Linked DNA regions of Homo sapiens: region 2 is linked to region 1. Evidence: read pairs that join two places in POLR2A ChIA-PET (ENCODE). Cell type or tissue: K562. All regions are shown on one strand. Each heading gives the region's core, and the rest is flanking DNA. Links, peaks and the distances in the headings are about the cores only. Region 1 overlaps USP3 (ubiquitin specific peptidase 3). Region 2 overlaps TPM1 (tropomyosin 1).

Evidence for each region. Peaks named below come from ENCODE experiments on the same cell type or tissue, not always from the same donor. Only the 100,000 strongest peaks of a DNase experiment are listed, where the experiment ranks them.
Region 2: POLR2A ChIA-PET joins it to region 1 with 5 read pairs; 1 of 35 experiments calls an interaction of 5 or more read pairs at or near these places.

Annotation. Positions count from the first base shown.
Region 1 is chr15:63,515,237-63,531,816 of GRCh38, reverse strand. All of the region lies in intron 1 of USP3 (ubiquitin specific peptidase 3), which reads right to left. Among named protein-coding and RNA genes, the nearest start is that of USP3, 19 kb to the right of the region's middle. RefSeq lists an enhancer at 833-882. In K562, for the core only: no CTCF peak of the experiment used is centred there; a DNase peak (open chromatin) is centred at 7,396.
Region 2 is chr15:63,061,097-63,069,240 of GRCh38, reverse strand. It overlaps TPM1 (tropomyosin 1), which reads right to left. Exons shown (of 10, transcript NM_001018005.2): 6 at 7,453-7,528; 7 at 6,964-7,026; 8 at 6,596-6,665; 9 at 5,099-5,177; 10 at 3,063-3,345. The coding sequence ends at 3,342. Among named protein-coding and RNA genes, the nearest start is that of TPM1-AS, 16 kb to the right of the region's middle. In K562, for the core only: no CTCF peak of the experiment used is centred there; a DNase peak (open chromatin) is centred at 3,756.

The DNA.
Region 1 (16,580 bases), core at 6,012-8,511:
TTGGGAGCCACTAGTCAGCCTCCTAGAGGCATGGGAGGAGCACTGCAGCACAACCACACAGGATCATAGTAACCACCTAGCACGTTGTAGATGCTCAATAAATATTTGTGGAAGAGAAAGTTTAAATTTCTTAGTTTAGGATACCCATCTCTTCCAAGATCTGATCTCTACCTACATTTCTCTTGCCCAATCCCGTATCACAACAGGCCTTTCTCACTGTTAAAAAAAAATTAACCGAAACTGGAAATAAGGTGAATGGAGAACTGTAAGCCCTTTCAGCGTACACTGAAACACTGTTTAATAGCTCCTCCCAAAGATAGTTAATTATAGTACCACTGACCTGCTTACTTGACCAGGACCCAAATTCTATGAAATTACAGGTAATGGAGTTTTTACATAATTTCTGTCCAGCAGACTCCAAAGGTTACAATTATACTACCCTGTAGGATATTAACCAGTTTTGTATCTAACCTACCAATTTTATTTCAATGTTTTTTTCTTCACTGTCTATACACACTCAGTTCCCAAATACTCTTGGAGCCAGCTTTACCATCTTACTACTGGTTCCCTCATTAATGAGTTAAATAAATCTTTGACTATGTTCATCCTATATTTGCATGAGAGGAGGGGACAGGAGGTGAGAATAGGAGAGCACAGTGATTACTGCCTGAGGGACTCTACAGTTTGGCCAGTACAGAACTTTAGTTTTGAACATGAAAGCTTTGAGTGGTGAAATCCCCTTCTAGTTGCCAAAGGCCTTCCCTTTTCTTAGTGCATTCGCATATTTACATTCAGTATGAGGGCCATCCTTGAAGGCACTGAAGGCATTTTTTACTCAACTGGGTCTAATTTTGTTACATGTGCACGTAAACCACATGACAGAAAGGTGCGGAAGAATACCTACCAAACTGCTAAAACAACTCTGTTAGGCAGGTACTTGGGAAGACTTATTGTGAGGGAGACTGCTGGCTTTTTATTTGTACTCCCCTATGGTGTTTGCCTTACAGCAATGAGAATATGATGTTTTTACAGTTTGAAGAGAAAGCCCAATAAAATGTATCTTACAAAATAAAAAGTAAACTAGTACACAGCTTACTTGAACAGCTATTCATGGTTTGAGGTATGATTTGGAGTACTGAGATATTATGAATATTTTGTTTCTCCAGTAAAGCTTTTTTCTCTTAGTAAATATTAAGAACTTTGGGGCCAGGTGCACTGGTACGTGCCTGTAGTCCCAACACTTTGGGAGGCCGAGGCAGGCAGATTGCTTGAGTCCAGGAGTTCGAGACCAGCTTTGGTAAAATGGTGAAACTCCATCTCTACAAAAAATACAAAAATTAGCCGGGTGTGGTGGCACGTGCCTACAGTCTCAGCCACGTGGGAGGATCAATTGAGCCCAGGAAGGTGAAGCTGCAGTGAGATATGACTGCACTACTGCACTCTAGTTTGGGTGACAGAGCAAACTGTGCCTCAGGAAAAAAAAAAAAAAAGATGGATGTAAGGAATGAAGGAAGGAAGGAAGGGAGGGAAGGAGGGAGGGAGGGAGGCAGGGAGGGAGGGAAGGAAGGATGACGGTAACTCAAATCTGGGAGAAAAAAACTCTTATAGGTTAATATTATCCTGAAATAATTACGTTACAATAGTAAGTTTAGGCCCAAGGTTGTGTTTTTGTTTTGTTTTGAGAAAGGGTCTCACTCTGTCGCCCAGGCTGGATTGCAGTGGCATGATCACAGCTCACTACAACCTCTGCCTCCCAGGCTCAATTGATCCTCCCACCTCAGCCTCCAGAGTAGCAGGGACTACAGGCATCTGCCACCACGCCTGGCTAATTTTCTGTTTTTCTTTTTGGTAGAGACAGGGTCTCACTATGTTGCCTAGACTGGTCTTGAATCCCTTAGCTCAAGCAATCCTCCCTGCCTCAGCCTCCCAAAGTGCCCAGATTATAGGTATGAGCCTCTGCACCTGGCCTAGGCCCAAGTTTTTAACTACCCAGGATATTTTTTTAATTATGGAGGATTTTTGTCCCTCCTTTGTACGAGGAAAAAGAAATCTGGAGCAGAATCCCTGTGACTTTGCTTTGGGTATGTTTCCTACCAAGTGTTCCTTTCTTCCTCACTTTAGGGTTGTAAACCTACACACAGTACACACAATTTGGTGATCTCCTTTTCCCCACTCAAGGTGCATGAACACATTTCTTCATGTTCCTGCATTTAGAACAGGGTATTATAAAGCTAGTCTTATAATATCAACTATCTCACAAGGCTTTAATTTTTTTTAATTTCTCAATTCAATAACACATTTTAAAAAACCAAAAAACTCTAAGACTGAGGGGGTCAAGAGAATGGGAAGTAACTGTTTAATTGGTATAGAGTTTATTTTGGGGTTATGAAAATGTTTCGGAACTAGATAGAGATGGTACTTGTAAAACAATTGTGGATGTACTAAACGCCACTGAATTGTTCACTTTAAGATGGTTAACTTTATGTTATGTGAATTGTGCATCAATTAGACAGACAGATACGTAATGATAAGGAGAGAAAGTAAAAGGGAATAAAGTACTGACTTCCAAAATCATTGGAAACAAGTGACTATGGACTGTGCCTTTTAATATATCTCAAAAAAAAGAAAAAAAAAAAAACCACTTTACTACCTGCCAAGTGTGGTGGTGATTGCATCTGTAGTCCCAGCTACTTGGGAGGCTGAGGCAGAAGAATCACTTGAGCCTAGAGTTCGAGGCCAGCCTGGGCAACATACAGTACTCTCTGAGGGCATAATACAGTCACACCAGATAAACATTTGAAGGCTAGAAAGATACAGAGGATAGGGTATTATGAGGGATTCTGAAGCCAATAAATGGCATTGCTTTGGGGAATATTCACTCTGTTTATACATGCTTCATCCAAATTAAGAACCTTTAATGTACCCAGGACAAATATAAAATAGACTGAAAAACACTGGCTTTAAATTAAACTCTCAATTATTGTTAAGAAGAGAACAGGTAATTGTACAAATAAAAGAATACTACAGATAATCTTAAAACCATTTATTTTAATCACCTTTAGGGGGACTATCTTATTATAAAAGGTAGTTTCAATTTATAGATAGATGAGATTCAAAAGTTTACCTGCAGGATAAACACATTTCCCATGGAAACAGTATTAAAGGTTTCCAGGGTCGTCTGTAAAGCCCTAAATGAAACATAATATAGCTGAAATACTCATATACACACACATACTGATACCCACACAATAAAACCACACAGTAATAAAAATATTTTTAGGCTCTGAATATAGTATCTATTTAGCAAAACATAAAAATGTTAAACCAAAGTGTTTATTTTTTTAGTCTTAAATGCTGGTACATGAGAGAAAGGGTGATAAGGATAGACACTTGTGAAGGCTTAAAAAGTTAAGTCTGGGAATTTATAAGGGCTCTTTAATACATCCAATTACACTTCAAGGTGATGTCAGGGAAAAGGAAGCCATGCAATTTATTTCTCACACTTGGCCATAGCGGTGTGACTGGGAGTCTCATAAGTGAAACTCATCTTTTACTCAGATTGTAAAATTTCCTCAAACCAAGATACCCCGTCCTCCAGCAAATTTCTTCGGTTTACTTGGATTCTTCCAACCCTGACTGCAGTGTCTCACTTCTCAGTCCAGAGGCTGATACTCACTAGGCTCCTTTCACTGCCTCCTCTTCAGCTACGGCTTCAGAATCTTCCTCTGTCCCTGTTCTCACCTCAGCCTCAAGCTCTTCAAGATGGCAGGAGGGCTCCTTTGCATGGAGGAGATGAAGAAGCTCTATCCTCTCCTGAGCTAGAGCCATTCTCCAGAAGGTAGAAGCTATCACATATGCTGGGCCATGGAGAGGGTGGGAAGAGCCCCAGCCTCTAAAACATGTCTCAGACTCAAGTCTTCCTCCTAAAACCACTTAAACATTTAACTCTCCTGAAAACCAGATGAGAACCGAAGGCACACAAAGGCATCTAAGTGACCTAGAGGCCAAAAGTGGTTTAGTCCGTGCTATACGGAAGGGCAGATGGCCCTTTATCAAGAGAGACCGGAGCAGAAACCAGGGAGTTCTGTGCCTATAGAGGCCTAATTAATCCATGCATCTTTTCAGGTTGTGTTCACAAGAAAAGGAGTTCTTAAAACAAAAGCACATCCACACTGAATATGTTATTTCTACATAGCCACTGATCTTCAATATCCTGTTAGTATGCATACAGAGAATCTCATAATAGAGGATATTTGATATTCGAGGCCTACCAACAAGTCTGGAATTCTAAATTTTTGGACAAAACATCATACATGACCGCTTATGACACAACTTCATCACTGTCTCTACACAGAATAGTTTAAGCACATGGCACTGACAGGTAAGCCATTTATAGTGCATCCATTATTCACAGCTGTTTCAACTGGGAGAGAAGGCTCTTTTTCTTCTCAAGAATTCAGAAAGATGAGGATCAGATGACCGGGATTCTAGTTCTGGCTCTACCATTACTAGCTACAGAAGAGAGAACATCACTACCATTCTGGGTCTATTTCCTTAGTGTAAAATGAAGAGTAGGTGATGATCATGTCCCCTCTAAATTATAAAATTATTCAAAGAACATGCTGGGCACAGTGGCTCACACCTGTAATCCCAGCACTTTGGGAGGCCAAGGTGGGAGGATTGCTTGAGCCCAGGAGTTCAAGACCAGCCCGGGCAACACAGGGAAACCCCATATCTACTAAAAATAAAAAAAGATTAGGCGGGCATGGTGGTGCACACCTGTGGTCCCTGCTGCTCCGGAGGCTGAGGCGGGAGAATCCCGTGAGCCCAGGAAGTCAAGGCTGCAGTGAGTCGAGATCACACCACTGCACTCCAGTCTGGGCGACAAAGCAAGACCCTGTCTCAAAGTAAAATAATTTAAAGAACATAAGGACTGGCAAAAGTTAGATGAAACAATCATATCATCATCCCCCATAAATAAAATCCTTCCAACTCTACTTTCTGCCTAAGTCTCTTAAAAGGCTTAACAAAAAGATTAACTGCTAATGTAGTATAATTTTCTAAACCAATGGTTTTCAAGTTTTTTCTTGCCTCCCATCATCCCTGAGACACAAACACATTGCCCATCAGTAACAGCAACTCACTGCAACAAGGGTGTGGGAAGTATGTGGAATCACTGTTCAAGATCATTACAGACAAACATGCTGCTACAACAGTGAAACTCAAGAACCACCCGCCTACACAATTTTTAAAGTGCAACACTCTAAAAATATTAGCAACCCATAAGGAAACATCTAGGATATGTTTTTTAAGCAAGTTCATTTTCATTTAGTTAACATTTATATAGTACATACTGTGTGCTATATACAGGTGCTAATTAATCTTCTACAATCCAATGAGGTACAGACCATCATTTGGTCTGTTTTACAGAAGAGGAAACTGAGGCACAGAGCAGTACTGTAACTTGCTAAATTACTAAGTGATAGGGCTGGAAATTAAACTCATAGAGTGTTTCAAGGCACTGACTGTTGCAAAGCAGTCGTCCAGGAAACTAAAACTTTTGTTTTAAAAAGATAACATGCTATGTGTTTCTGAGTCTATGTATGTACTACATACCGGCATATAAATTTTTTAAAGACTGGAAGTAGCTGTTATCAGCTATGTAAAAGGAATAACATGGGGATAGGAGCCACTATACTGTTAAAAGTTTTTCAAACAGCATTATTTCTTTTATAATAAAAATTAAATTTAAAGTGTTTTAAATTTAAAGATACTGGTATTATAAAGTCCTAATAAAATGAACTTATTCTAAATTTTCAAGCATGAGTGGAAAGTTAAATCAAAATCCAAGATTATAGCTCTATGGATTTGTAAAATTATAATCAATGAAAATTTTGAAATTTTGCAGCAGTTATTAAAACACACACATACATCGTGAAAGTATCAATAGTAAAACTGTTATTCCTCTTAAAACTGGAGGATAGGGCAGTATCATCATAAAAATTCTATAAACATTCCAGTACATATAAGTAAAAATATATTCCAGACGGACCTAACTTACCTTCCAAATGAAACATTTTTAGATGCTTAAAAGCAAGACATAAAATCTTCTGTACACTATAAATCCTCTCTGAACTGCATGTTCACAAGCCTATTCTATGCTGAAATTTCAGAAGTCTCTTCTATCTATAACTTGAGTCCCTTGAAATTATTAGGGGGAGGAGTTGGTAAAGTCACAAAAAGAGAGCAAGAACTGAGCCATAATGTAATCCAGAAAAGAAGGAATCAAGCTACATGAAGCAACTGCCAAGGTGCCCAGGCAGTCCGAGGGCAGCCAAAATCAGTGTCTGATGTCTCCCCAGCCCCAACAATGCTGCTCATTCTGAAAGAGGATGGTTAGGTTCCCAGGGAACAGGGCAACAGGAGAGTTCTCATAAAGGGCAACAGGAGATACTTAGGGTCAAAGGGGTGACCAATATAGAGCTTGGGAAGCCAACCAGAGGTCCTGATACTGGGGAGGAGACCAGGCATGAGCACCAAATCCAAAGTGGTCAGAAGTGGCCACCTGGGACTCAAGGGCAAGATCACAGAACCAAGACTGAATTCAGGTCCAAGGCAGGAAAGATAAAATTATGAAGCAAAGTTTATCTTGGTTGCCTTTCCACTTTCCCATGAAAAATTTTTCCACTTTCCTCCTTCTGGGGGCTCTCTTTTGCCTCTATCCCTTTCTTATTCCTGACAATCAGTCTCTTCTGAATCATTATATAAAGTAGGCTTACATTTGCTGGTAAAGTCAGTTCAGCATTTCTTGTAACAACCCTCTCCTTTTTGCTTAATGGCCTTGTGGTAGATTAAAGATGGCCACAAATTCTTTGACATTCTTCCCATGGAGAGACAGGGTCTATGTCCTCATTCTCCGAATCTGGGCAGGCTCTGTGACTGCCCCAACGCACTGAATATGGCAGAAGTGATTCTATGTCAACCTGCAACTCCAGGCCTTATGAAATCCACAGCTCCCTCTTGCTATTGCTTGAAATGCTTGCTCTTGGGAGAGCCAGCCGCCATGTAAGAAGTCTAATTACCCAGAGACCAACATGCTGAGAGAAGCCCAAACCATGTGCAGGGAGACTGGGGAGATTATGACACCACTGGGGGACAGAGAGACACCAAGGAGCACAGAGGTACCAGACAGGTGAGTTAAGAAGACTCCAGAACATCCTCCTCCAAAGTGTCTTCTTAACACACGTCTGGTAACTCTGTGAGTCCACGTTCTCCACCTGATGCAATCCCAGGCAAGTTCTTCCTGAATTCTTGGCCCACAAAATTATAAGCAAAATGAAATGGTTGCTTTAGGCTTCTAGGATGTATGGCTGTTTGTCATGCAGCAACAGATAACCAGACCACCACTTAACAGAGGGAGCAGTATCAGTGATGCAGCATCATCCACACCCACCAAACAACTCACTGGAATGACTGACCTGTTGTTTAGGAAAAGTGAGGATGCAAAAGAAACTTCAGAAGGTTTTACCCAGTAGGATTCAAAGCTATCCAATGACTATACTACTCCCTCTACAACAGAAGTAGTGAGAGTAAAGACTTGATATTTATCTTCAACTAAGCTGCCACTGTCCTTTGGACTAAATCTTTGTGTATCACATCAATATTTTAATAACTCAAATCTAGATGTGCCACCTCTATCTCAGGACAACCTAATTCTTGAGCACAAACATCATTCCTAACAATAACTCAGTAACAAGTAAGTTTAAAACCTTCAAATTTTCAAAAGCACTATTTCCATAGAAATCCCAAATTCTAGGTAAAGATTCTTAAGAAAGTGCCATAAACAGTGGCAGAAATTCCTTTTGTCTTCATTAAAAGGCACAAATCCTTATCCTTCCTTCCTTTTGCTTCTTTGGATTATGTTACTTAATAAGCATTCTAGGAAACCCCAGGCTTTACTGAAGGTTGAACTTGGAAAAATGCTTCTAAATAATTACAAGACTTGAGAACATTACTCATTCTGCTTCTATTTCTCTTTACCCCAAGAGTTCTGACATATTCCTCAGCCAGCATGACTTGATCCCCATCATGCCCAGCAATGCCTGATCCCAGGCCTTTGTAAGCTGGAACTACTCACAATTTTCTCACAAAATTCCTAGCAAATTGTTCCACAACTGACCTAAAAAGGAAGGGGCACAGTGACCAGGAAACTCTGCTCCACATTGTTTTAGCTGAACTAGCCAAATTCCTTTATCACCTGCCCTTGAACCCTTCGAGAAGAATTCCTTCCCTCTTTTATACAAAAATGTACCAAACAGAATGAGTTGCCTTTGTAGGAATTTGTTCCACTGCAGACTCAAAATAAATATGATACAGGTCATGTGACTTGTATCAAGCACGGGCTTCAGAACCAACTGTCTTAAAGTTGTAGCTCTACTATTTTATTCTATGACCTTACGCTAAGTTCGTTCCAGAGCCTGCCTCCTCTCTGTGAAATGGGTCAAATCCCACCTTCTACCTCACATGGCTATGGTAAAGATTTCATGAGATAAACTACATAAAGTGCACACAGCACAGGGCCTAATCAACGGAAAGCACTCAGTGAATGTCAGTTCCATTCCCTCAAAATCCTCCTACACCAGAATTAAATTAAATTATATTCAAAACACCAAATACTCAATTTTAATAAGCTTATTTCAAAATTGATGTAACTGTTATAACCACCTTAAATGTCAGAATCATTAAATTTTACGTATCTAATGTAAAATACTTCAGGAAAAATGCATTTTAGAAGCACATTTTAACAGATAAGGTTTAGATAATAGAATGCCACTCAGGTAAAACATTTAAGTACAGAAGCAACTCAAGTGTCAAAACTTTATTAGAATACATCAAACTCAGAAGTATTCAGAAAAGACATTAAATCCTGGTTCACTAATCTCATCAACCATAATATACCCTTGGTATCTACTTCATTTAGTGCACTGCCAGTACATTATCAGTATAGCAATGAATAAAATGTCAAAATTCAAATGAACAAAGATGCTAAGTTCTTTAATGTGAACTGTTCTATATTCCAATATCCAATAAAATGGGGTTACAAGCCAAGTCACTTAGAAATACATTTTAATTTCTAACTTTGTTTTAGCAAAGAAGTGAGTAAGAATTTCATATCACACCAGATTTAAGATATGGTTATCAGCTTATCTTTATGGACAAGTAGGTTTTAACCTCTACCCTAAATAATTCAATTCCTCTTCACTCTATTACCTGGTTCTCTTTAAGGAGCAATATCCTTGGTTTAGCAACATCCTTAGAGGCTAATTTTGAGACTGTGCTTTAGCCTACTTTCCCAACCTTTCCCATGTCAGGGCACGCATAGAAAATATCTGTATGACACATGCACATTAACTGAAGAGGCTTCTCACAGCCAGAAATGATTTGTCTGGGAGCACAGCCACCTCTAGGCTGAGGGGATCATTTATTTCAACACATATGTAATCCACTTGTGGCCCCTCTGATGGGAAGCTATGCTAGCCAACCTTTTACGTGGTTATCTAGCAATGCAGGAGGACGTCTCCCTTCTACTCCAATGTTCACTAGCTGGAACAAAAGACTAGAAGTCATTAATCGCCTGAGAGGACTGGGCACAGTGGCTCATGCCTGTAATCCCAACACTTTGGGAGGCCAAGGCAGGAGGATCGCCTGAGACCAGGAGTTCCAGATCAGCCTGGGCAATATAGTGAGACCTCGCCTCTACAACGGGAAAATAACTTGAGCGTGGAAGGTAAGGGCTGCTGTGAGCTAAGATAGCGCCACTGCACTCCAGCCTGGGCAACAAAGCAAGATTTTGTCTCAAATAAACAAATCACCGGAGGAGACCAGCAGCAGCATCTGGGAATCCAAGATGCCATTCCTCTGACGATCTACAGTTCATAACCATCAATCCTCTGAGGCCTATCAGAGAAAACAGATGCTGAAATCCTTATTTCTATCCCATGTATAATTGTCTTGTCCTACTGCCATTCTATAACTCCAGGGAGTGGCCACTCAACAGTTCAACATGAAGGAACCTCTTGTGAATTAAATTAAATGGAAGAGAGAAGTATCCGAAACAGCTGGTCTGAGCCGAGCTGACAGAAAAGCACTGATGAGTGTGTACAAGGAACAGTTAACTGCTTAAAATGAACCCTGACCCAGGGCCTATGATCGGCTACTACTTGACTAAAAATGTCCCCAAGGCTACTTCCAGCTCTCTAATTTCAAGGTTTCCCAACAGAAAAATAATTACGATAGATAAGTATTTCACTTCAACAGCCTTGGATACATTTCTAAGACCACAGTGGAAGTGTGGAGTAGGCAGACAAATAGCTTGAAGTATTATCTTACATATTGCTGCTCACACAATTAAAAAGTTAATTTTTTTGTGTGTTCTTCCCTGAAGATACCTGATAATACAAAAATATCTTTGTACAAGGGTATTAACTGCTGCATTATTTGTAACTACAAATATTGGAAACAACCTAAATGCCCACATATAGGAGATGGGTTGAATTCACTGTCGCACATCCACAGATGGAGTACTAGAAGCTGTTTTAAAAAAGAGAATAAGGAAAATTCCTACAAACATGGAGTGACATCCAGGATATACAGCTAAATGAAAAAAAAAAAAAGTCCAAAAGAATGTATCTAGTTTGCTATCTTTTGTGAGGGAAAAAAAGAAAATACCCACCTGCTTTTCTTTACAAAAAGAAACACAGGAAAGATCAATCAGAAATTAATGAAATTGGTTGTCTACAGGGGGTGGGTAGGAGTGAGCGGCCGGCATTAGGTAGTGACATTGCTTAGCACAGCTTTTTGTGTAGTTTTAACTTTTGGAACCATGATAATGTTTTATATACTCAAAAAGCAAAATAAAATCAGTAAGGATGAGATTTTAAAAATCTTAAAATGGGGCCAGGCATGGTGGCTCATGCCTGTAATCCTAGCACTTTGGGAGGCCAAGGTGAGCAGATCACTTGAGGTCAGGAGTTCAAGACCAGCCTGCCAACATGGTGAAACCCTGTCTCTACTAAAAATACAAAAATTGGCCGGACATGGTGGCCCACGCCTGTAATCCCAGCCACTCGGGAGGCTGAGGCAGGAGAATCGATTGAACCTGGGAGGCGGAGGCTGCAGTGAGCCGAGATTGCATCATTGCACTCCGGCCTGGGGACAAGAGCAAAACTCCATCTCAAAAAAAAAAAAAAAAAAAAAAAAAAATCTAAAACAGAAATCAAACAAACAAATGAACAAACTTTATGTTAAATAAGTGTATTAAAAGGGAGACTAAAACTAAACCAAATAGCTTTTTAACATAGTACTTTTTATGTTTTCAGTATACAGACAAAAAGAACTGTAAACAAATTTGAACTTGAGTTATAAGGGGTTTTCTTTACAATGGTATGGGTTAGCAATTCTGGAACTATTTTCTCTGATTATAGAATTGTGCAAATGAGTACACACTCATTGTAGATAATGGGAACCAGTTCTTACTGTTGGAGAAAGGTGTTACAAATATGGAAAGGGGCAAGACTAGGCTTGTGGTGTTGAATGAAATTGTAGGTATCAGTATAAAATCATGGTGATAAACACACAAATACACACAGACATAAACAGATGTAGATATGCTTATTTATTTATATTTCTCAGCTCTACTGTGCTGAGAGATCTTAGTTTATAAACATTATTCCCAGCCAAAAAGAATGAGGGCTACTTGGAGAAATGGCTAATTCCAAGGCTGCAACAGGCTAAGTACAAGATGAGCCTGGAACATCTTGTGCGAGAAAGTAAAAAGGGCTCAAAGAATGACGGCGCGTGCCCAAATCACAGCTTAAGGGTGCTCCCACCAGCTAAATATAAGCTAATTTGAGCCTCAAAATAAATAATGATGAGTACCTTAGAATAAAAAAAAACCGAGTGCTTATTAAGATAAGTAAGCAAATTAATAGTAAGCAGGGGAGAAAGTTCTTTCTTATAGCAGAATGCCAACTAACATGTAAAAGAATTACGAGTCAGAAAATCATCACCTTGCAATCATCCTACTAATAACTGATTCAGGCAAGAATCATCAATGGATGTGAAACTACTGGGTAAAACTTTGGTAAGAAACGAGGTATATACATAATCTAAAAACATTTCCCACAAATTACTTCTTAATAGCAAAGGAGAAAATAGTAACTTTATAGCTGATTAACCTACCAAATATTACCTTAATAAAGTAATCAAAGTTAGTATCACCAAAAACAAGACAGACCAACTCTTGATATGATGCCTGAGAAGACACAACATTACTTTTGTGGTATTCCTACCAAAAATGCATTACCTGAATCTAACCATGAAGAAACCTCTGAAAACTCAAACTGAAGAACATTTTATAAAATAACTGAAATGAACTCTTCAAAAATAACAAGACATTATGATGTTAGAATAGAAAAAAAAAAAGCCAAAAGCCAAGACATGAAAAACAAAGGCTGAGGAACTATTGGAGATGAAAGAAAACTAAAGAGCTATGACAACTAAATATAACACATGATCCTGGATTAGATCCAGGGTGGCTGGGGAGGTAAACAGAAAGGAGTAATAGCTATGAAGGCCATTGTTGGGACAATTGAGGAAATCTGAACATGGAATGTGCATTAGGTAACAGCATTCTATCAGTATCAACTGTCCTGATTTGACCAATATTCTCTGCTGATTGAAAAGAAAGACCCGGCCAGGCGCGGTGGCTCACGCTTGTAATCCCAGCACTTTGGGATGCTGAGGCGGGCAGATCATGAGGTCAAGAGATCCAGACCATCCTGGTTAACACGGTGAAACCCCATATCTACTAAAAATACAAAAAATTAGCCGGGCGTGGTGGTGAGTGCCAGTAGTCCCAGCTACTCAGGAGGCTGAGGCAGGAGAATGCTGTGAACCTGGGAGGCGGAGCTTGCAGTGAGCCGAGATCACGCCACTGCACTCCAGCCTGGGCAACGGAGCAAGACTCCGTCCCAAAAAAAAAAGAGACCTGTTCTTGGGGAAAAACAAAACTATGGATAAAGGAGTGTTATATCTGTAAATTAATAAGGGGAAATATATAAACAGAGAGTAAATATATACATGATAAAACAAATGAGGCAAAATGTGAACGACTGGCAAATCTAAGTATACGGAAGTTCTTTGTATGTACTATTCTTAGCAGTGTTTCTCTGAGTATAAAATTATATCAAAATCAAAAGTCTTTTTAAATTCTGAGATTAAAAATCTGTGTCCTTTACTTCCAATTAAGATCATACTTTTTAAAAACTAAAACACAAGGGAGAAGGTTAAATTACCAATGTACAGAGCCAAAAATCCTATAAACCTGGCACTAACTTGCCTTCATTAATGAATGATGAGCTAGTCCAATAAAAGTATTACAATGCATTAACTGCAGTAGTCCCAATGACCTTACAACTTTCTTTCACAGGCATATACCTATCCAAAGCCTGGCTTGTGATCTGACTTTCCAAGCAAGGTCGAACCCCCTGGCTTGCCTATTTTCTCTGCTGACTCTGATAACAGCAACAATATTTTGTTCTATTTATCAGAGAAGGTAAATCTGAATATAAATTTTTATTCAAATAGATTAATGTAAAATTTCAGTTCAATGATTTAACTCTGAGTAACTAATAAGATCCATTTCTGATAGGGCAAAACACTGTGCCCTAAAAACAGGATTACAAATGATATACATTTAAAAATGGACACTAAACTAAACGTGGCAAATTCTACTTAGCTCTTCTCCCACCTAAGACCCACTTAAATGACAATAAAGGAAAAAAACAGATACAAACCCACAAAGATAAAGAGAACAGTGTGAGGTAACCAAAGCAGACAAAAGATTTCAACAGCTTTTTGTAAGTGAGAAAGAAGTTAGGGGAGCAATAACAATCTTAGTAGTGCAGAGGAAGCTATGGCCTGAGTGTCAGCCAGGAAGAATGCAGATGGGAGGAGCTCTAGGTATAGGGACACAGCAGACAGCAGGTAAGGACAGGACTGAACACAAGGAGACTAGGGACTCTAAGGACAACTGAGTCATGGAACTTCTGCAATCTGATCTCAGAACATCAGTGGCCAGGTGCCCACCTCCCAGAGGGAAAACCGAAAAACTCAATGGTACCAGAAAAAATTCTCAGCACAGATATGAGTGTCTTCCTCCAATGAAGGTGACTTGCTCCCCACCTCACAGTGAAGCCCACTGTGGACAAGCCCCACCCAGTTACAAAGCTTTTTACATGAAAAAGTTCACTGTTATATGAAAAGACAAAGACAAAACAGATCTTTATAGAAAACCTCCAATCTGAAAGAATCATTTTAAAAAGAAAAAGAGGAACCCAGGAGAAATAGAAACCATACAGGGAGCACAGCAAAACTTCAAAACCAACATACTCTGAACTGCTGGAGTGGTAAGAGAAGATACTGCAAAACAATAGCAAGAGGATATGTGAAAAAGGAATGATTGGGAAATGAGAAAGAGCTCTTAAAATTTTTAAATACAATGATCAAAATTCAACAGAAGGAATGGAAGAAAAAATATCAAGGAAATTGGGGGGAGTGGGGAGGGATAGCATTAGGAGATATACCTAATGTTAAATAAGCCTAATGACGAGTTAATGGGTGCAGCACACCAACATGGCACATGTATACATATATAACTTACCTGCACATTGTGCACATGTACCCTAAAACTTAAAGTATAATATAATAAAAAAAAAAATCAAGGAAATATACCAGAAACTAGAACCAAAAGGCAAAGAAATAAGAAAATCAGAGACTACACTCAGGACACCCAACATCCAACTAATAAGAGTTCCAGAAAGAAAAAAAAGAATAAATTGGGGGATATAAGTATGGGGGGAGGAGCACACTATCAAATTTATAGTACAAAAAAATGTCTTTTAACTCAAGGATGTGAACCTATACATAAAAAAATCCCTTCACTTCCTATTAAAAATAAAATAAAAAAAAAACTACCCATGCCCAGCCATATTTTGAAATTTCAGAATACAGAGGATGAAAAGAATACCTTAAAGAATTATAGGAAAAAGAATAAAAGGACATATGTGGAGGAGGAAATCAGGAAGGCATCAGGTTTCTCAACAGCAACTCTGGGAGCCTAGAAACAAACCAACAATGCCTTTAAAACTCTAAAGGAAAATTATTTTCTTACTAATATTTTCTATTCAGCCAAGCAATCAAGTATAAAGGTAAAATAAAAATGTCAGACTTGCAAAGGCTCAAAAATTTACCTCCCTTAATGTGCCATGCAATTAGAGAAAAAAAAATTACCTCCTGTGAGAAAGGAGCTTGATGTACTCCAGCAAAACAATGAAATAAACCAAGAAAAACAAGACATGGGATCCAAGAAATAAGGGATCTAATATTATAAGAGAACAACAGAGGGAATCACACGATAAAAACTGTCCAGCCTGGAGAACTATTTCAAATGACAGCAGAGGTCAGAGGGCTCTGGAAAGGATTTTAGAAAAGAGTTAGTGCTTGGAGATTATCTAATCCGTTGAATGGGTTAAAAAATAATATTCACAGACCTTTGACAGGTTTAAAGGAACATTTAAGAGAAAATGTGTCTAAGGTAAACTAAGCAATTTTTAAAAGAGGCAATTATTGACTCAAGAAAAAATAAAATGTTGGACAAGAAAGAAAAATGAATCACTATAGTAACCAAAATATGTAATCTAATTATATTGGGAAATGGAGAGACTGAAGGGCAAGTGGTGCAAACACTGAAGTCTTCATTTACCACAGCAAGATATCAAGGAATAATACCTAAAAATGACAAATTAAGAAATAACAGAGCATTGGTTAGAATTATGCAGGTAAATATGAGAGAGAATGCTAAATAGAGCCTACAGAGATTGTCTGTGGACAGCAGGACTGAGAGTGGAGGCGAGGAAGACTAAAATTCTATTTTAAGCCCTTTGATACTATTACCTGTCTCTGTATATTTCAGAAATGTGTATTACTGTTCTGAAAACATGAATTAATCTTCATATGGTAAATTGATGTAACATAACAATTCATGAAATTGCTCAATTTTTATCTTTTTTATTAAAAAGTCTAAAATATATTACACAGCATAAAAATTAGAATAGCAGTTTATCATTTGGGGTCAGGCACCTACTGAATTCCTTATTCCCACTGCAGAGTTAATGATATGTGTCCTCCACTAGCAAATGTAATTTCAAAGCTGGCCAAAACTTGTCATCTATATGTTAAGAGATCCAGATACCTACAGAGCCAAAGAAGAGAGGGGCATCTGGTCCTGCTGACTTCCCACACAGAGGCAAATTCTGGTCCACGGGGCTGCCCCCAACCCCCAACTGGCTGTAGCATTTTACTCTATTTTTAAATGGATTCCTTATGCTTTCACCATGAAATGGAAACAACATATAGAAACAATGTGTGTGAAACAACATATTCTCAAAAACTGTAATGCACTAAACAAATTTGTTATGGTTCCTTCTACCACAAATTCAGACTTATTCAGACCTATTTTG
Region 2 (8,144 bases), core at 2,347-4,846, 460 kb after region 1:
GTGTTATCCATTCAAACAGCAAAAGAACAAGCACTTGTCACCACTCAACACTGATTTAGAATTTATCTGCTTGCTTTTTTTGTTTTTTGAGACTTAGTCTCGCTCTGTCCCCCAGCGTGGAGTGCAGTGGCGTGATCTCAGCTCACTGCAAGCTCCACCTCCCGGGTTCATGCCAATCTCCTGCCTCAGCCTCCCTAGTAGCTGGGACTACAGGCGCCCGCCACCACGCCTGGCTAATTTTTTTTGTATTTTTTTTAGTAGAGATGGGGTTTCACCGTGTTAGCCAGAATGGTCTCAATCTCCTGACCTCATGATCCGCCCGCCTCAGCCTCCCGAAGTGCTGGGATTACAGGCATGAGCCACCGCGCCCAGCCCTATCTGCTTACTTCTTGAAGAGGATGGCATTCATGTGTGGTGCTAATGGATGTGTATAAAATGAACGAAACTTGCAACACCTACATGAAGACCAGCGTGATATACATTTTACACACTGACACGTGATCTGCTTACGGGGGAAAACAAGTGCAGGAGTCAGTCTGTATCTGATGATCCAGGGGACATCCAAGCTATGACAAGCAAGAGCCCGGTATGCACTGGGAACAGCTGGAGGATGCACGGTGGCTTTGAATGCTGGTGACAACTTGGACCTAAAAATACTTCATGATCTTGAAAAGCTAACAGACCTACCCCTAGGGAAAATGTGCCTGCAGCCCCCGGGTCTGTCAGGAGACTGAGCAGTTCTCACATTAACATTCTCTTATAAATGGTAGGACATGGGAGGATGCTATGCTCGTTATGTTTTCTCGCTTGGAATATCTGCTGCTCTGTCCTCTTTGCTCATCCACATTTTTTGAATATGCCAAACCCCAGTCAAACGTCCGCTACCTCCTCCAGGGAGCTCCCAGTCAGAATGGTTCTCTCTTCCTTGTTGCCTCCAAATACACATGCCTATTAGTTCGGACTCGCTTCACTCCTCTATCTCCCCATCAGATGCCCAGCTTATTGAGGACAAAGAGCCTTTCCAGCCCATCTCTTTACCACACCCCCACTGCTTCCCACGGTGTTTTGCACGTGACATATGCTTGGGGGTTCCAAGACATATATCCCATTACTACATTCACACTATGGACATAGGAAGTGTCGCCATGGGTGGGGAGCTTGTCTCAGTTTGCTGAGCCCAAATGTTTGGCCAGGCTAGAATGGAAGAACTTTGGAGAAAATCTGGAGAATCCAGAGGGTCAGTATGAATTCAGCAGGAAGGACAGTGGTCCCTCCGACAGCCTCCTCTGGATCTGCTCTGCTTCAGCTGCTGTGGAGCTGGTGTGCATGGGTGGCCCAAAGGCAGGGACAAGACATGCTCATATCCTTGGAAGTGTTTTCCCTTCCGGTTCTATGGAGACTCCCAGCTGTCTGAAACTTCAAGTGCCCAAACTCAGTGATGCTTTTGGTTTGGCCCACCAGAGCAGCTGTAGCTATGGCCTGGCCCTTTGAACCAGAAGCCTGGTTCAAATCAACAGTTGAACAAGAAATCAACAATTTCTTGATAAACTTGAGTTTATCAAGTTTTCCTCTTGCACATGCATACCTTGGGCTACTCCTGACCTGCCCTCCCAGTCCATTAGTGCCCCACTTCCCCTTGTAGAGTGTACTTATAGAAAGTGCGAAAGTCTCTGGAAGGATTTCCAAAACACAGATGTGCCTCCAGAATTACATGAACATCTGCTCAGCAGAACTTTCAGACTTGGCATTTTGTCTACATCAGGAAGCAGGATTTACTCAGAGAAGGGTACACTTCTCTTATTCTGAATTTAAAAAAGAATGAGGAAGGAATCATAGTCAGAAGCAGGCCCAAGGAGCCTTAAGAAAAGAAAAGCATGAAATCATGGAAGTCTTTATAAACTCAAGGGAGAGACATTGTCCAGATTCTAAAATTCCACCATACTATGACTAAAATACTTTAATTCACAGCTTTCTTTAAAAAAAAGTATTTCCTCTATGCTTTGAAGTCTCTGTAGAGTGAGAATGACACTATCTTCTGAGTTTGTCCAAATTTATTTGAGTATGGTGGTATATCAGCCCTCTCGGGCTAAAAAAACTATATACAAAACATGCAGATCATCCATGTTAAAAAAAAAACAGGAGAAATATATAGCTAGATTGTTGAGGAAGGAGAAATGTTGGGAATTATAACACTAAAGTCCATATTAGTTAAAGTTCTATTTTTTGCAATGTATTTTTTTAAAAAAATCACTTAATTGCTGTTTGTGAAATAAAACAGAAGCCCAAATGAAATACAATTGTCTTCTGAACAATTTCCACCAACTATCTTTTTGGGAAAAAAAAAAAGAAACTTTCATTGCTATATTTTAAAAATGTCCACAAATGAAAACACAGCCATTGAACACAAAGATTATGTACAATCCCTCCCAAAGAGTATGTGCTAAAAAGCACAAAACAAATCACGACTAAACAGAGTAATCATATTTAGAAAACCTAAGATGTCATTTTCATGATCAAAATAAAGGTGGCTGAGTCATGAATATACTTCAAAAAAGCTTGAACTTTTCTTTGTGCTATAAAAGGATGATCGACAATAACCAAAACTTACATTGTTTGAATCCAAGTTCTTTTTCACCCTTCTCAATGTATAACTTCCTAGTAATATGGGACAGCTACAGAACCATTCATCATGAGCCTTTCATTAGTTAGCCAGGTCCTCCCAAGTAAGGCCACCGAAATAATCAACACAGAGGGGTCACTACATCCCGAGCTAAACCTCCAGCAAAGGAAGACACTGATCAAGCCAGACCTTTCAACTCTCAACAAGCAATGTCCCCTGTGTGACCCAGACTGCAAAGCAGAGCCATCACAATTCCCCCAAAACCCCCCCAGATGTCCAGACCTCATTCTAACCTTTGAAAATCAGAACTCTGAGAGGGAATGCAGGCCTGGGTATTTTTTTGAAGTTCAACAAGGAACTACTGCTTTAGAAACTCCTGATATAATTCTGTATAGTGTTCAGTATTTAAAAAGAAAAAGCAGCAGCCAAACACTAACCCTCATATGTGTGAAGCAGCTTTGTAGTTTTATTCAATGTTGAAACTAAAATGTCAATAAATAAGAAGTAAAAAGAATAGCAAACAGAAATAGCTTACACAGTGTTTATTTGACACTGAAACGAAGAGCTTCTGTACAATAGAAAGCACAGTGTGTGCCTGGCTCTAAGGCAGGATGCTAAGAGAGAGAACCAGGGTCAGCTGGAGAATAGACAAATGCAGAGCTCAGAGAGGTGGGACATCCAGCTCGACGAGGGAGTCTTGGGAGAAGTGAAGCAAAGAAACTTATCTGCGTGAAGATAAAAAGGTGGGAGGAAAAAAAAAGTGGCACAATGAGAAAAAAAAAAAAAAGAAAGGAAACCAAACCAATAGATGAGAGCACTTGAAACACAGACAAGAAGCAGTCATGCAAACCCCACTGCCAGCCACACCCTTGGAAGGACATCCATCTTCCCACCTGAGGCCGTCACAGGCCGCCTTTCGGCAAGGGTCCATTTTAAGAAGACCCATGAACAGAATTTAAAAACAAAAAAAATTTTAAGCTACACTCGTCTTTCAGAATATTTAATCATACTTGATGCAAAAAGTTTTTCCCAAAGAATCACCACATTTTAGCACTGAAAAAGACCTTAGAGACAGATGATCTGCTCCACCCCCTCATTTACAAATGAGGGATGAGAAGACACATTTTCTCTGGTTTCCATGGCAACAGTCATGTCTCTAGAGGCTTTTTTGTTGACTGTGGGGATTCTATAACCTCTAAGGCAGCAGGCACATGCCACTCTCTTCAAGTTACCATTTTTTCTGCATGGGTAAATGAATGACAGGTGGGCTTGGAAAATGACATTTCCAGCTTCAATGGAATTCAGGGTGATATTAGAATGAAGAACTCTGAAACATTCCAGGTTAGAATTTAAAGTAGTAGAAAAAGTTTAATGTTTAAGTTTGGTTAGTAATATGTAAATTAGTTGTATCTGTTCAAGGTTCTTCTCATGATAACAAGACTACCTACTCCAACTCTTACTGCCTAACAGTAAAATCTGGGCCATTAACTCCCAAGCTCACATTGTACAATCTGTGTTTAATTTCCCATTTATTTGACACAGGTTGTGGTAAATATTTATCGTGGGTATTTTAATTCCTTTCATAAAAACACAAAATTAAAGGCTTGGTTACTCAGCAGAGGGTTCTTTTTACTCTACCATTCTTTTTTTTCTTGAGACAGAGTCTCGCTCTGTCGTCCAGGCTGGAGTGCGGTGGTGCGATCTCGGCTGACTGCAAGCTCCACCTCCCGGGTTCATGCCATTCTCCTGCCTCAGCCTCCTGAGTAGCTGGGACTACAGGCATCCACCACCACGCCCGGCTAATTTTTTTTGTATTTTTAGTAGAGACAGGGTTTCACCGTGTTAGCCAGGATGGTCTCAATCTCCTGACCTCGTGATCCGCCCGCCTCGGCCTCCCAAAGTGCTGGGATTACAGGCGTGAGCCACTGTGCCCGGCCTACTCTAGAATTCTTAAAAGTAAAAGAGATGATCTTTTGTAGTACCACTGTTAAAGCTGTATTGGATCATGCCAATTTCCTTATCCTCAGATTCTCAATAACCTGACACTTTAAGGGTTCCTTCAAATTATATTTAACGAAAATGATTATGTTGTACTTAGTTGAATTTCAGGAAACAAATTTTGATATTTTTTGAGAAGTTCCTGTACAACAAACGGCATGGCCTTCTAGTTTTACTTGAGTTTAGCTTAATTTCCCAAAAGGACAGTGCTCAAGGTCACTCATTCTAGTTCACTGCTCTAGTTCAGCGTTTACAAAATAAACGGATTCTGAAAAGAAAATGGTTTGTATAGACAGACTTAATCTAATTGGCCTTTATATTAGCAGAAAGTGAAAAAACAATGACTATTCTAGGTTATGACAAAAAGGGTGAACACAAGAGTGCAAAGATGGAGATTAGGGAGCAAGGAAGGCATGGTGGTGAGTTTATTACATTAGCATGAGGGCAGGGTGTAAGCAGGCAGAGTGGATGAACGTTTACATGGAAGTCATATCGTTGAGAGCGTGGTCCAGCTCCTCGCTGATGGCTTTGTACTTCAGTTTCTGAGCGTACAGCTCGTCTATGACCAGGAAGTGGAAGGCAGAGGTGCAAGAACATGGAGAGTGATCAAGAAATGGAGGGTGAGTGAGGGTGGTGCGCGCACCATCCCAACACAGCAGCAAGAAAAGGGCAATGCATGAAGGGGTTGGTGCCGCAGCAGGTGGCCAATGCAGGAGGCGTGCGTTTTGTTTTAAGTAAATTGAAACAAAAACAAAGAGAACAAAACCCATTAGAAAATAAAATGAAAAAGACTCAATATGAAAATCCTAACAAATATGGTAGGTATATCAGTAAACCATGTTAAATTGTAAACGAAACCACAGAAGGCTGTCTCCTGGTGAGGGGAGGCAGGGGCTAATGGAACATCTTTCTTTTGCAGAGCTATATTTTAATTACACTGGAGTAGTCAGGCATCTGCAGCTATAAACAATGGGAAAAAAATGCAAGGGCAGTGTTTTGGAAGAACAATTTGTGACTACAGCCTGTAGTCCTTATCTGGTTCCACCTTCAAACCACTGACTTCCTGACCACACTAGACCACTGGGATAGCGATTTCTTAGTGCCATTTAAGCTACTCCTGTGGTCTTCCCACTCAAGCTGCCTATTACTGGTCCAGGAGGCTTGAAAAGCAATGGGCGCCACACTTTATATGGCAAGTCTGCAACTTAGTTTTTGTAATGCTGCAGGTTTCATACTTTGCTGCACTTTGGCAGATCATTTTGCAACCATTTGTCATTCTCTCTTCTCCACTATTTTGGTTATTATCTGCACCAAACACTAGTTCCTTCTCTAATCCCTTCTGTGATGTAGATATTTGTCTTTTTTCTTTCTTGTTCACAGCTAATCCTTCACAAGCTTCAAAGCTCAACATTTAGGATATCTGTGAGATAGAGTGGTTATTACTAAAATAAAACCTAAGTGCCTTAGGGAAGAAATGCTTAAGTATAATTTTTCCCTCCTCCTTCAGGATATAAAGTATTTTGTTAAGATAATATATGACTTAAAATAACCCCTAAATCCTTACTTTGAATTCATACTTGGAAGAAGATGGGTTCTTCTAAAAACAAGACCACAATCACCACATCATTCCCAATTTAATTAGGAAGTAACACTAAAGATATAAAATATACTAGAGTCATTCTCACCAATAAGCACCTCACTCACAGTGAAAAATAAACCTGCCACACTTGTAATGAGCATGAAGTCAAGCTGGATGGCATTTGCCACTATGGCTGGTGGCTAACTAGTCACCTCGTGAGCAGAAGACTTAGGTTCATGAGTTCAAGAGCCACAGAGAAAAACCCCAGAGGACACACAGGAAGAATGTGCAAGTGCAAAGGAGCGTATCAATGTGGATGCCCTTGAATTGGAAAATTGTTTTGCCAGGTTGGTATTCAACCATAAGGATTAAACTAAAAACACTACTTAAGATCTTACCTTCTAAGTCATCAATGCTTTTCTCCAATTTAGTTACTGACCTCTCCGCAAACTCAGCCCGAGTCTCAGCCTGTAATGATTTATTTGAGTTAAAGTTGGGAAGTTTTATGTTTCCTGTAGCTACAAACATAGGGAAAACTAGAGGATGAAAATGAAGCACATCACCTATAAAATGGATCAGAAACTACTTGTCAGTTTCAGTCACCTCTGTGAGAAATGGCAGTTAGCACAGTACATAAACTCCAAGGCGACCTTTGAATATTCCTGACTTGGATCATTGGAACTTTAAAATGAAAAGGCCCTGACCGGTTCCATGAAAACAAACTCATTTAAAATCCAGTTGGCTTCATCCACAACTCTCATATTACCTCCTTCAGCTTGTCGGAAAGGACCTTGATCTCTTCCTCATATCTGTCTTCCTTCTGCGAGTACTGTAATTAGAAAGAGCATTCCAGATGTCAGGCTGCAGCTCAATCTACTCATGGCTTCTCATGCAAAGAACTCGCCAGCTCAGCCAACAGATGTTAAGGATCTCTTAGGAGGTAATGGAACCTCTGATATCAAATGGCACACTGCAATACATTCTCTGCTTTCTTGCCTATTGTTTTACATGGGATAACAACAAGATAACTTATCCACTTGGCACTTGGTTTAAATTAAATTGATGCCTCATATCCCTAACATAAAATAAATTCTCTAGTTAAAAAAAAGAATTTGTTATCTAGTAACTCTCCAAAAATCACCTCACAATATTGCCATTTTACTAAAATGTCTACTGTAAGTGTTGCTTTCTGGCAGGGCCTCTTTTGAGCAGCTCTTAAAAGATGCCTTTCCCCCACACCATCCTCCTGGCCTACCTTCTCAGCCTGAGCCTCCAGTGACTTCAAGTTGTTCGTCACAGTTTTCAATTCTTCTTCAAGCTCGGCACATTTGCTAATGTTTTCGATCAGAGGCAGAAAGGGTGGGAGACAAGCCAAAGGAAGGAGGAGAGAAAAAGGAGAGGGATGGGAAAAAATGAAAACTGAGTCCTAGAGACGAAGGGCTGCCTTAAAGTAGCCAAATCATCAGGTATTAAAATGTTTAGGTTTTCCAGGAACACTGCCCCCCAACCTCGCAACAGCAGAAGGCAGGGTGACCAAATCCAACAACTTTGAAGTGCGATAATTTGGCTCCTTTTTTGGCTGCCCAAAGAGCATTTATGAAGGGAAAACAAAGGAGCATAAAGGACCAAGGGAAAGCACTTAAGGCAAGATATAAATAGCAGAGGGTGAAGTGAAGGTGCAGTCGTTATACCAAACGAACCAGGAGGCATTGGAAGCTGAAAGATGTCTGGGTTGCAGTTAAACCTAAAAACCACACGAGCCATCAGTACCTTATCCTCTGCAGCCATTAATGCTTTCAAGGTCTGATCCATTATTCTTAATTGTTCTTCCAGCTGTCGGACTTGGCTGTTAGTGGACACAGGAAATGCACAAGGCCATTCACAAAATCAGTGTGCAGGTAAGGCATGCAGTGATACACGCATTCATACATAAGACACCCCACACGA